2 separate regions of the Mus musculus genome follow, and region 2 is linked to region 1. The links are chromatin loops, found by intact Hi-C in ENCODE. Cell type or tissue: heart. All regions are shown on one strand. Links, peaks and the distances in the headings refer to the core of each region. The heading gives the core; the rest is flanking DNA.

Region 1 (6,350 bases), core at 1,288-3,787:
CCCACCATTATCCATCCGAAGCTCTGCATCTCCCCTTCACACCCCCAGTACAACCGAGCCTATGGGTCTCAGGGTGGAGTACAATTGGCCAGTCATGCCCCATCATCTTTGGGGCCAGTTGCATCACCACCTGACCAGCTGTTTCCACTATTTTCTCCCATGGCATTCTCGTTGTACCCATTATTTGGCCCAGGATGTATGTAGTAGGTGTTCATTAAATTCCTGTTGGGGGAGAAATGAGCATTCTTGCCAAAAGCCAGCATTCACCCCAGCCCAGCCTTGCAAAGGTTCTGTTCCATGAGGGGATAGGCCGAAAGGAAGCTGGGTCAGAAGACAGGCGTGGCTTCACCCCCAGGTTCTGCCCCTTACAAGCATGTATTTGTAAGGATTTGCCATTCCACTTGGTGTTCTCACCCCAAATCTCTTTGGGGAGGAGGCTAAGAGAAGGAAGCTCCAGTGGTTCGGGTCACCAATAGAAAGGAGTCTACAGTGGGAAAGCCACAGCAGGAGCGGGAGATCGCTCCACAGGTAAGGGCGCTTCCTGCAAGCCTGACAACACCTGAGCTCAATTCCTGGGTCTCATATGGTGAGAGGCAGGAACCACCGTTTGCAAGCTGTCCTCTGATCTACATATATGTGCTATCATGTGCTCTCTCTCTCTCTCTCTCTCTCTCTCTCTCTCTCTCTCTCACACGCGCACACACACACACGCACACACACAATTTTAACACTAAAGAGAAGACAGTATAGAAGCCTCAGGGAGGGAATCACCATGGCTTGCTCTCAGAAAGCCAGGCTGAGTGACCATAAAGGAAGAGGAAAATGTTCCCCGATGGTGCTCTCTACAGGTGGGAAATGGAAATGGGGGTGTACACTGGGAACAAGCAGGTGACAGGCACTTGTGAGTGGCCTGAGACAACGCAGCAGGGAATAGAGAGAGCCTGAGAGCCACAAGAGATGATGCCGTTCCCTGCCTGCGGCATCAGCGTAGCAAGAGTTTAAACAGATGCCCAGGCAAAGACAGCAAGATGGACCCATGGCCTGCAGGCTGAGTGCAGAGGTCTCTGGAGACCGTTGTACTAAGCATGTCTTTTGATTCTGCTGCTGTGATATCTGCGACCTTGATGACCTGAGGCTGCTCCTCCCAGAGCTGGCCAGTTTCTAGGCCATAAGCTACTGGACTGCATCCTTCATACACAAACCAACCATGTTGGTGCCTACCAACTACACTAAACCACCTGTGTCGTGCTCTCTCATGCTGGGCTACTGGCCACCCACCCTCATCGCCTCATGGCCAGGTACAAGATAACTGGGGACAATCATATCCAGGATCCTAGTGAAAATATGCAGATTGGCCAATCCCAAACATCCTGGCCTTGCTTGTCCTACCCAAGGAATGACGACAAAGGCTCCTTCCCCAACCCTCCTTGTCCTGCCTCTTGATGGCACCCTGGTGCAGCCTTGACTGTACACCCTCCTCTTAGGAACTGTGAGCAACCAAATCTCTCCAATAGTAACTGTCTTCTGGCTTGTTGGCCGCGCTAGATCTTAATAATAAGAAGAACTACATCTATAGATTTCAAAGCGGTGTGAATTGTCACATTTGTTTATCACCTGTCCCCTTCAATATTAGCATCTAATGATCCCCAGCACACTGCTGACCTAGTTTAAATACTAGTGAGTGGATGGACGGATGGATGGATGGACGGATGGATGGATGGATGAATAGATAGATGTTGGATGAGTAAATGGAGGAATGATGAGTGGGTGAGTGGATGGATGTTGGATGGATAGATGAAGGGTGGGTGGCGGTGTGAGGAGGAATGGACTGAACAGACAAACATAAAAATAAAAGTGGGGGGTTAGATAGAAGCATCTATTTGGCTGCATGGATCCCCTACCTTTCAGTCTCATTGCAGCTGCTTCATCAGGTACAAAGTTCTGTGTGTACCCAGTTTTGCTGTAAATTCTGGTAGTCTGGAAGTGAGGAGAGAGGACACGAGGGAAGGTGCTTTTTCTTTTTCTTCATACGGACACCTGCTGGCTCCCTTATATAGTTATATGCCTCTTACTCCCGTTAGTGTCTTCTAAAATAGCCTCTGAACCCAGTGGTGCAAGGAGAAAGGTCAGTGTGAGACCTCCAGCTGCTCTGGTCTCTGCCTATGGTGGGCTTTCTGAACCATGCTGGCCTGCACCCTCGGTGACACAGAGGGTCCACCTGCACGTCCTTGGCCAGACCGCATCGTTAGCTTTCGCATTTTATGATGTACTGGTCTCCTCCGCTTATGGTAACCAGATGGCTCTGGTAGCAGGGCCCTCAGGTGTCACTCTCAGTATCTCCCCTCAGTCCCAGGTTCCTGAGATGGGGAGAGAGACACCCACAGGAGGCATGTGCCTGAGGGATGTGTAACGGCCTGGGCTTGTGGTTACCAGCAGATGTTCAGTGGCTTCTCCATCCTCACCAGGGAATAGCTCCCCAAAGGCCATTCCTCCTCCAGGACCAAGAGGAAAGGAGAGGAAGCATCCAACGGACCAACAGACTATGGAGTCCAGACAGGGTACACAAGAGGTACCAGAGGGTCTTAATCAAGGCATACTGTTAATGGCTTACCAGAGACATTGGGCCACCATAATTCCTTTGGAGTTTTGCAGGTTTTCATATCTATTATTTGTATATTATTTGAATGTTTATTTCCTTTGGGTTTTTGTATTATTTGAATATTTATCTTTTATTTTTAGAGATTTATTTTTATTTTATACGTATGAGTGTTTTGCCTACTTTGATATCATGTGCTCCATGCGCCTGCAGTTCCCACAGAGGCCAGAAGAGGGCATTAGATCCCTTGCAACCGGAATTATAAACAGTTGTGAGCTACATTATGGATGTTGTGAATGGAACCCAGGTCCTTTGGAAAAGCAGCAAATGTTTTAAACCACTGAACTATCTCTTCTGATTACTTTGTGAAACAGGTTCTCAATATGTATCCCTGGCTAGCCTGAACTTTATATGTAGACCAGGCTGGCCTTGAACTCACCAAGATCCACCGACCTTTGCCTCCCAAGAGCCGGGCTGACGACATGCCTGACCATTATAATTTTAAAATGTACCTCACCTTGTCTCTCAAGTGTCCTGGTTTAAGTGATAAGCCATATTGTTACCTCAACTGGCAGGAGATGTTGCAGATGACAGAGCCTGAGTCAAGAGGCCAATAAGCAAGGAAGACTGGTGGTTTTGTGGTACAAATGAGAGCTAACAAGCATGCTGGGGACAGTCTAGCAGTAGTGTTAAGCCCTGCCAGTGGTGTGGACACTAGAGAGCTGAGCCTGATCTGGGATCTTAATAGGATCCACTGTAAAAGAAGAGTGGGTGGTCTAGGGTGGCTGGAACCCACTGGTCGTTCTCAGCGGGTTCCTCAAATGGAGAAAGCTGGAGAAGGACGTGCAGGTGGATGAAGGGAAGGGTGACCATCCCATCAACGTCAACTTCAGCACACATCTTGTGCTGAGGTCCCAGAGGACACCACCTGGAACAGCCATCATCCCTGAACAATTTCTCTTTTGATCTCTCCCTGGCTGGGACAGTGTTTCTGTAGAGATGATGTTTAAATGTGTGTGGCCTGAAATGTCACAGATTAAGGGCCCAGGATGCCCACGTGAGAAATAACAGCCTTTTGCTAACGTGGTCATTCAACCCCCTAGATCATTAGCCGCTGCCAGAGGTTTGCTTTGGCCAGTACTGAACTTCTCTCGAGAACTATTTAACCCCCAAATAAACCACAAACAATGCCCGCTACCCCTGTGATTGTCAGACCAACTTGTGCTTTGGATCATTAGCCAAGAGGGTCTGTGGACAGACACAGCCCAGGCAGGAAGGGCAGGATAAAGGCTTACAAAGTAGAAATGACTAAAGGGTTCACTTGTAGCTTCACGAACACTTTAATCAGGATTGAAAGGCTGAGTGTCCAGTATTGGCAGAATCTCATGTGTTTTTGTGAACTGACACTTTAAAGCTACTTTTGTTTTTAATGGAAGATTAGCATCATGCAGAGGTTGCTGTTCAGTTAATAAAATACACATATCCAGAGGGAAGGTCTAGCACACTCCAGTCCTCAAACACAACAAAGAAATGACAGCCTGTACAGTCCTAAGAGTCCATCCCTCTCCTTCGCTGGGGTGAAGGGCTCAGCTTATGTGTTGTAAATTCTGGAGGCTCGCTTAGCTGCGGTCTGAGCATCCGGGGGCTCTTCTTCCTCTTCCTCAGTTCGCTTGGGTTTCAGAAACAAGTCAGACTTCAAGAAGCGGCTGTAGCTGTCATACTTCATGAGATTGAAGATCTAAAGAGGAAAGAGAAGAGTCTGATGGTCGACACCAACACAGACCATAAATCACCCTGTCAAATACCTACCATGAGCCAAAGAATAACACACGCACACACATGCATGCACACACATGCACATGCATGCACACACACATACACAGGCGCACGCGCACACACACTAGTCCATGCTAGTGTAGGACCCAAGAGACGGCTCAGCAAGTAAAAACACTTGCTACACAAGCCTGATGACATGAGTTGGATCCCCAGAACCCGCAGTAGAAAGAGAGAGCACTGACTTCCAAAAGTTGCCCTCCACCTTCCGCCCACATGCCACGGCATGCACCTGCCCACAATGACAGACACATCATGTGTGCACACACAGATGATAACAATAAAGAGAAGAACAAGAACAACACTTGGCGTAGGGCTGTACTGGGCAAGGCAGACTTCCTGTACGTTATTGATCATTACGTACATCATCTCAATGGACGTTATAGATTAGAGAATCATATGTACAAATACATCCCTTTTTTCCCACAGAAATAGATGCCCACATACCTGAGTCATACTTTTGCCTCAAACAGCCCTTAAAGAACCTTCTCTGGCTGGGTATTGTGGCACTTGCCAGTAATTCCAGCACTCAGGAGTTCAGCCTCAGCTACATAGTGAGTGTGAGTCCAGCCTGAGTTACATGAGACCTTGTCTCAAAAAAGAAATCTTTTAAAAACCTATTATTTAGACCTAGTCAGACAAATCTAGTGAGATAGAGGCCAGCCTGGTCTACAGAGCAAATTCTGGGGCAGCCAGGACTACAGAGAGGAACCTTGTCTTGAGAATAAATAAATAAACCCAGTAAATTTGGTATTGGAGACCTCAAACCTGTTACCAGGCCAAGAGACAAAAGGGGGTGTGTCTAATGCAAGGGAGGGATACACGCAGTCTCTGTTAGAAGCCGCGGGACCAGGTCTCAGCTACAGAGAATGGAAGTCAGCAGCAGAGACCCCTGCACCGTCAGACAGGTTGAGATCTCTAGAAAGCAGTGATTCTGAGGTACATCGGGGCTGAATGGGACCCGATGGAGCCCTTGGGACTAGAGAGAGCTGCACCTGCTGGCACATACTCCAAGGACTGTCTCACACAGAAGCCTCCTGTCTTTGGGCCACATCCCCTGGATCCCAGATCCACTCCTGCCTGCTTCCTCACCCTACAACATGGAGAAGGAAGGAAGGAAGGAAGGAAGGAAGGAAGGAAGGAAGGAAGGAAGGAAGGAAGGGCACATTTCCTCCTGATGTATAGAATCGTCTTTTCAAGACATAGTCAAGTCTCTCTCTATGTCACCATCTCTGTCTCTGTCTGTCTTTCCTTCATATTAAAGGGCCACAAGGCACACCAGGGTGCCTTCCAGTGCAGCACAGCTCATGGCTTGCTGAGTGAAAAACTCCAAGATGCCACTCACTGTCAGGCAGGGTTGTCACGTAGGTGGTAAAATCTTGACATCTTTTAAACATGCTTTCTCCCAACACACACATGAGCTGGGGCCTTGGGATGTCTGCTCAGGAGATGGGAGGTTCCTCCAGAAAGAATAGAAGCTACTTTCCTTCGCCTCCATGCTCCCAAGAGGGCCCAGGAAACATCTGGCGCATCGGGCTGCGCATAGACTGTTCAATCGGAGCCATTCCCCTGTGCCCACCAGGCCCCTAGAGACAGTCCTGTCTCACCCAAGCTCTGGGGAAGTTACCTATTTTGTATTAATTTTGTAATCTTTAAGAGGTAAGCATAACTTACTAAGGCTTGGACACATCACTTTTTAACAAAACATAACACCTCCGAAATTAATATATATATATATATATATATATATATATATATATATATATATATATCAGCAGGGTGAGGAGGGTAAGGATAAGAGACACCATTCTCCTCGCTAGGCTTCTCACAAATGTCCTAAGCAGGTATCACCGCCCTTCACCATCAGGCATCCTTCAGTCTTTCAAGTGCATGGACCCCCAAGGGGCTCTTACCTGTGCCT
Region 2 (6,350 bases), core at 1,323-3,822, 88 kb after region 1:
AAATCAATGGTGTGGTCAAGGCTATGAGATCCTTAGATTGTTTTCTTCTGCTTTGTTCACACATCTTCAGAACACACTCTAAATTGATGGCTTATTTCCTCTTTTTTACTGAGTATCAAGGAAGAATAAATAGCCTTATTGGGTTGCATTAGTTTTACCCTAGATCCACAGTTTCTAGGGTTTTAGTACACCAAACAGATGACTAAACTGCAATTGACTGATATAATTTAGTGTTGAACTGTGGGTTCAGATACCACAGATAAATCACTACAGTGCAAAAACACAACCCAAGGTTGAATGAAGTGTATCCTACAAGGCTGGTCTACTTCAAACACAAGTATTTCAAGTACTATGATCTCATTGGTTTGTTTTTAAGATCACTAATAACCCCAAATAAATGTCAAATAAGAATGAGAACACCAGAAAACAGACCTTTAAAGCATCTATATGACAAACAGGATTTCAGACTCAACATCAAGGCAATTCTATACCACTTTAAATACCATCAAATAAATTAGTAATACTGTAGATAATGAATATTTAAAAACCTACCTAGGCTATAAACACCATATTGTTTTCTGAAGATAACCATATGTCTTAGCTTGTGTGTGTCTGTAGGAAGAAAACCTTACTAGTAACACACAGGCATTTTAAAGTAAACAAGTTAAGATAAGCTTTATTTAGAGTACATTATTTAAAACCATAGTAGCCACTTGAGAAGCCTAATCCATAGATCACAATGCAAAATATAGGCCCTTCATAAGTAAAATCATATCCTATTAAACATTTACTTTGATGTAAAGACTTTACATTAGGTTTACATATATATATACATGTAATATATACATGTGTATGTATACATATATATATGTGTGTGTGTGTGTGTGTGTGTGTGTGTATATATATATATATATATATATATATATATATATATATAAACAAACTTCAGGAAGTATGACAATACCTGTAATTTAAATCAATCAAAAAAATTAAAAACCAGACAACACTATTTTAACCAAAGTACATTTGTAAAAAATTTGAGCACCTCTTATTTTTCAGAGTGAACTAAGCGCAGGAAAGGTTAAGTCCTAGGAAGCTGTACAGTCCTTATACTTAAAAACATAACAAAACCACCTCAACTTCCCATGGAGAAAAGTGGGAAAAGGAAGGTATATGAACACATACTGACACACAGGAACAACAGAGCTAAGATGTTTATTCACTCATGTGTATACATCACAGTTTTAGGTAACCAAACATAGACACCTGAAATGTCTTTCAGAAAAAAAGACAAGAGATCTGAGATGATAAATGTATGAAATATTAAAATTTAGCTCTGGTCTAAAGAAGATGATAGAGTGGATGCAAAGAAATTACAGGAATTAAAAAAAAAAAAAAACAGAAAAGGAATACTATGTAACAGACAAAAACAAGAAACCTCTTCTAAGGAACAAATAGATGCAGTTAATGAGACCTGAGAATTTACCAATTACCCAGTAGCTATTATGATGCAATGATGACATTTCAGGTATTTTAGATACAATGTAACTGTCATCTTCCTTGAATATATACTTGCTAGGCCTTCCCAGATACTTGCTAGCTTTCCCAGATGCTGGAAGATCTCACACACAGAAAGATTTTCATTCAGGGGGTATAATATGTTTAGGATGTTTTCAAGTTTAAAAAAAAAAAAAAAAAAAAAAAAAGATGTTTTCAAGTTTCCCAAGCCAGATGTTAAGCGAAATAAAAATGTAAAGTATAAACAATGCTCAAAAAATATCTGTTATCAACACTGAATATACATATGGACCTTCTTTACTGAACATATTTTCTGTGCTACGCATGAAGCTCTGAGAAGCTAGCTAGTCAGAGGTCCTGAATGTCTATCCACCGTCGTCGATTCCCTAAAAAGTACTTTCCCCATCAGCTAACCCAGCCAAGTGGACTCTGACCATCATACCAATCAATACTAGGCAGTGGGAGGCAAGAGAGACAAAGCAGTAGGCTGACTCTATGTATTTACTCCAGGCAGGAGTAGTAGGCCTGGAGAGGCTGGGAAAACCCAAGGTGCTCACTTTAAACAATGAATTGGAAATTACTCAGACTAAGGAAAAAAAAAAAAGAGTGCCACACTATTTGGAAAGGAATACAGACGCTGAGTCATCACTCTGCATGGGAGGGGGGGCCGGCGGAGGGGGGTAGGAAACGCCAATTAAGCGGTTGGAAGATGCGATTCATTCATTAGATTGGGCTTCAGGTGAAACCCGACAGCTATACCGCGAAAAATAGCACTCAAAAGACAGGTAACAAATAGCGGGAGCAGTCATCCTTTTATCCAACTCCGATGGTCCGGACGCACAAACGGATTAGGAAGCGGCATCACTAACTGAGCGAAAGGAGTTTAACTGGTTGTCAGGTTGGCGCAGTAAGCGCTCAAAGTAAACTTCGTTATCCAAGGGACAGAGGTGGTGCACGGTGGCGAAAAGCAATCACTTTGGCACTTCAAAAGCAGCAGGCGCTAGGCGGGTGTTTCTGACAGCGTGGGGCACGTGGGGCAGAAAGAGACAAGGGGCTCCTCTGGTTAAAGAGTGGTAGACTGGGGAGAAGGACTCGGAGCGACTGAGGCTGAGGACGTGGACTGCTGAGGACGTGGACTGAGGCTAAACGTTCAAGCCAAAGGATGCAGTAGTGGTCCCACCCCCGCCAAGCCCTGCCCCCGTAGGGACCCACAGCTCCTGGCTCAGCCCGGAGCCCCCAAAGCACAGGGGGAACAGTAGCTCTCCCGCGCCTGACAGCCTCAGCCGTGCACAAGCCCAGCCAAGCAAGAGTGTGCAAAAGAAGGGGTCGGGAGGAAAAAGTCGAGACAAGCCCTAGACCCTAGGAAGTGACTGTGTTTGGGGGGGAAGGGAGGGCTTCCTTCTCTGGGAAGGGGGACAGATGAGGAATGCACTTCACAGCCGCGCCACCGCGACGCCCGGCTCTCCGCTTCTAGTCCCGGGCTCCTGCTCTCCCTTCCTCCCTCCGCTTCCCGCAGTGCCCGGGCCACTCGGTGCCTGGCACCCCGGGTCTCGGGTACTCACAGAGTCCGGGGCTGTCCGTCGTCTTCCATCATGGTGGGTGCGACGGAGTGATCCCGGGACAAGGGGGAGGGCAGGGCTGGGGAGGGGAGGGGGCGGGAAGGAAGGGGAGGGGGGCTCCGGGCGCCGGCTGGGGACAGAGGAAAAGGTACTGAACCCCGCTCTCGGGTCCGCTCCCCCCAGCCCGCTCCGGACACTGCGCTCCAACCAGGAGGAGCAGGAGGAGGAGGAGGATGAACAAAATGGCCGCCACCACCAGCCAGGCAGGAAACGCGGCAGGGCGCAGGCGCGGCCCGCCAGGTCACTGCTCAGGCCAGCTGCGACGGCCTGTCCGGCAAAAGTAGCTAAAGAGACAGAAAGCCCGGCCAAAGAGTACACCCTGCGACTGGACACGACGGAGCACGTTGTCGCTGTGGGCCTGCTGGCCAGTCAAGACCTATCCGGGTCCAAGAGAGACCCAACACAGAGAGAAAAGCCGCGAAACCAAGTCTCCGGGAATTGCGGTCCCGGGAAAGTGGGGGAAGCCCTTCTCCAGTGGCCTTCTGGGAACTGTAGTTCAAGGCAGACCCTGCGCCTGCCGGAGCGCGAAGGAGAGATTTCTGGGTAGTGTAGTCGTACGTGAGGACGTGCCGCGACTAAGTAGTCGGCGTGCCGGGATAGAGCGAGGAATAAAAGGCGGGCGGCCGAAATAGAGAGGAGCTGTCCGGGAAGTAAACTACAAATCCCAGAGTGCCTCGCGCCGGGGCCCGCCCCAGGATCGCTCTTAGCATCTTAAGGCTCTTCTGTTGGTCCAGTGTGAGCTTCTGCTCCGCCTCCGTCCAGCCCCAGAGCGGTTTCTTCAACTGCAGATCAGGCGGTGTGCTGGCTCCGCGTGGTTCTCCCGTCAGCCGGCCTTGCCCGCCTCTACTCTCAGAACTGCTGGTCCGTGTTCAACAACCGACGCCTCACGCGACGGGCAAAAGAGTGGCAACTCTGAACCCGGAGAGATGTAGCGGACATCGGGCAACACCAGATCCAGCCTTGTCTTTGAGCACGTGTTCTAACCAGATAGGCCTTTCTAGACTATACCGCTTGTAACTTGCTTTACAAGTTCCACAAGGATCGCTACCCATTATCTCATCGGATTAGTGGGTAAGGCTGCAAAAGAGCAGCCCCTCATTCAAATGGCTTGTACCGCTCTTTCAAATCCCTACTTAAAACTTAAATATTCGCGTGGTGGCGCACAGTGCTACTGAACAGGAGGATAATGGATTTAAGGCCAGCCTAGAAATAGATACCAAGACCTTATCAAAAACTAATAATCAGTGAAAACAGCAAAGAGGCTCAACGACCAGGTCTCATGCCAAAACAGTCTGGAGTTCGGTATTGGAGGACACGGGCTGCTAGTATTGAGATGCTAAAGCAAGAGAGGAGATAGAATCATGACAATCTACTGGATGTACACCACATTTGTGGCTGAGGCCCCTAGGGGTCAGACGAAGGGATGGCATTCCCTGCCTGAGACTGGAGTTAACAGTGGTTGTGAGCTGCATATGAGTGCTGAGAACCAAACTGGAAGCCACTGTAAGTGTGCTCTTAACCAGCTCTCCCGTGCCCCCAGCTGCACACTGTCTCATTGAAGGAGAGAAAAGGTCTGGTGGCCAACAGAGAGCTTTGGGGTAGCTTATAGATCTGCTTAGCTGCATACTGAAACCCTACCTGAATTTACAGGTACAGTGGGAGATTGGAGGCTGCTTCTCCATGAGCCTAGGAAGGAGAGAGTAAGTCTGAACGAGAAACGGATTATATCCCAAAGTGAAAAAGGAAAGAGCAACTGGGCGTGGTGGCGCACGCCTTTGATCCCAGCACTTGGGAGGCAGAGGCAGGCGAATTTCTGAGTTCGAGGCCAGCGTGGTCTACAGAATGAGTTCCAGGACAGCCAAGGCTATACACAGCAAATCCTATCTCGAAAAAGCCAAAAAAAAAAAAAATTAATTTTTTTTTTAAAAAAGGAAAGGAAAGAACTTCAGAGAGCTTCAGAAATCTACACAAGTGAAACAAAGGGGTCAGAAAAAAAAATAGGGAAGGGAAGAGGTGGGGAAGGCACCAAGCTCAGCCTCAGCCATACAGTTCCCATCCACTTCCAAAAGGTAAGCCAAATGAAACGCAGGCAGTCCTATACCCAGAACAAGCCCACAACCCTTGTAAGCCTTAAATCCAGGTTTGACGCAGCAGTAATTGCCCCAGCAGAAAAATTCAACAGCAGAGAGAATCTTATCTTGTCACACTGTATGACTCAGAGGCCAGTAGCCAGAAGCAATCTGAAGGGAGAATCTATTTTTAAAAACAGCTACCTGGGGACCTGAAACCAGGGAGCGCCCACAGAGCCTCAACCTGTTAGCATCCCAAGACAAAGAGAGGTCCACACATGCTGTGTAGAGAGCAGGAAAGCTAGTCACCAACAAACCAAAGGATGCAGGTGACAGAATGTTCTCAGGCTGGGAAAACCATGGAGAAATTATTAGGTGGCTATGAGACCCATGGGTGGATCAAATTCTAGAGTCACCTACCTGTTACTACTGTTAGTGCTTAAGGATACTGGCATTCCAAGGGGTGTTTCTGATACCCACAGCTGGATCCCTCCAGCAGGGTGGTTAGTATTCAGGAGGTCTTGTAAGCATGAAGCTGGGGCCTCTAGCTGTCCCAGGCTGCAGTTCATACCCCATTGCATTTAGGAGACGCCCTTCAGCTAAAAGGGTTATCCCAGCAGTGTGATGTGGAGAGTCGGGACAGAGTGAGAAAATCTGCCTAGTCCACAGAAAGTAAAACTTGACCAGCAGACATCCCTGCTGCACAAAAAAGAAAAACAGCCACTGTGAAGACAGATCTGGGAGACAGGAGACAATCAGTACCCATTCCACAGCATCATAAGGCATAGGAACACCAGAGTCTCGCTTCAACTGACACCCCCTCCTTATGCTGAACATACAATCTTTCTTTTTCTGAACTCTTTATTTTTCAGAGGTTGTAAATTTTGGGTATGTGTATGGGTAAGTGCACAGGTATGGCACGGCGGTTCCTGAGAGGCCAGAAGCATGAGCTGCCCCTGAAGCTGGAGGTAGTTAAGAGTCGCCCAACAATGTGGGTACTAATACTGAAACTCGGGCTCTCTGCAAGAACATTGTGTGCTCTTAACCACTTAATTTGGTCTCCAGTTTTTTGAGAACCTGGAAAGAAGTCACTCTAATGCCTCAACTTCCCAGTAAGAACCTTTCATTCCCCAACCTAAGCCCC

What was found. A loop is a pair of places that touch in the nucleus more often than their neighbours do. Peaks named below come from ENCODE experiments on the same cell type or tissue, not always from the same donor. Only the 100,000 strongest peaks of a DNase experiment are listed, where the experiment ranks them.
Region 2: a loop joins it to region 1, with 2.3 times the contacts of the local background. A loop is called at or near these places in 4 of 42 quality-filtered maps.

The regions. Positions count from the first base shown.
Region 1 is chr7:128,369,709-128,376,058 of GRCm38, forward strand. It overlaps Rgs10 (regulator of G-protein signalling 10), which reads right to left. Exons shown (of 5, transcript NM_026418.2): 5 at 3,917-4,334. The coding sequence ends at 4,188. Among named protein-coding and RNA genes, the nearest start is that of Gm39092, 5.9 kb to the left of the region's middle. In heart, for the core only: a CTCF peak has its summit at 2,814 (motif pointing right); no DNase peak of the experiment used is centred there; H3K27me3 peaks cover 129 bases.
Region 2 is chr7:128,458,045-128,464,394 of GRCm38, forward strand. It overlaps Tial1 (Tia1 cytotoxic granule-associated RNA binding protein-like 1), which reads right to left and starts at 3,629. Exons shown (of 12, transcript NM_001347640.1): 1 at 3,081-3,629. The coding sequence starts at 3,112. Gm32816 (a long non-coding RNA gene) reads left to right here and starts at 3,676. Exons shown (of 4, transcript XR_378509.4): 1 at 3,676-4,208. In heart, for the core only: no CTCF peak of the experiment used is centred there; DNase peaks (open chromatin) are centred at 2,617, 3,367 and 3,737; H3K4me3 peaks cover 2,395 bases; H3K27ac peaks cover 1,961 bases.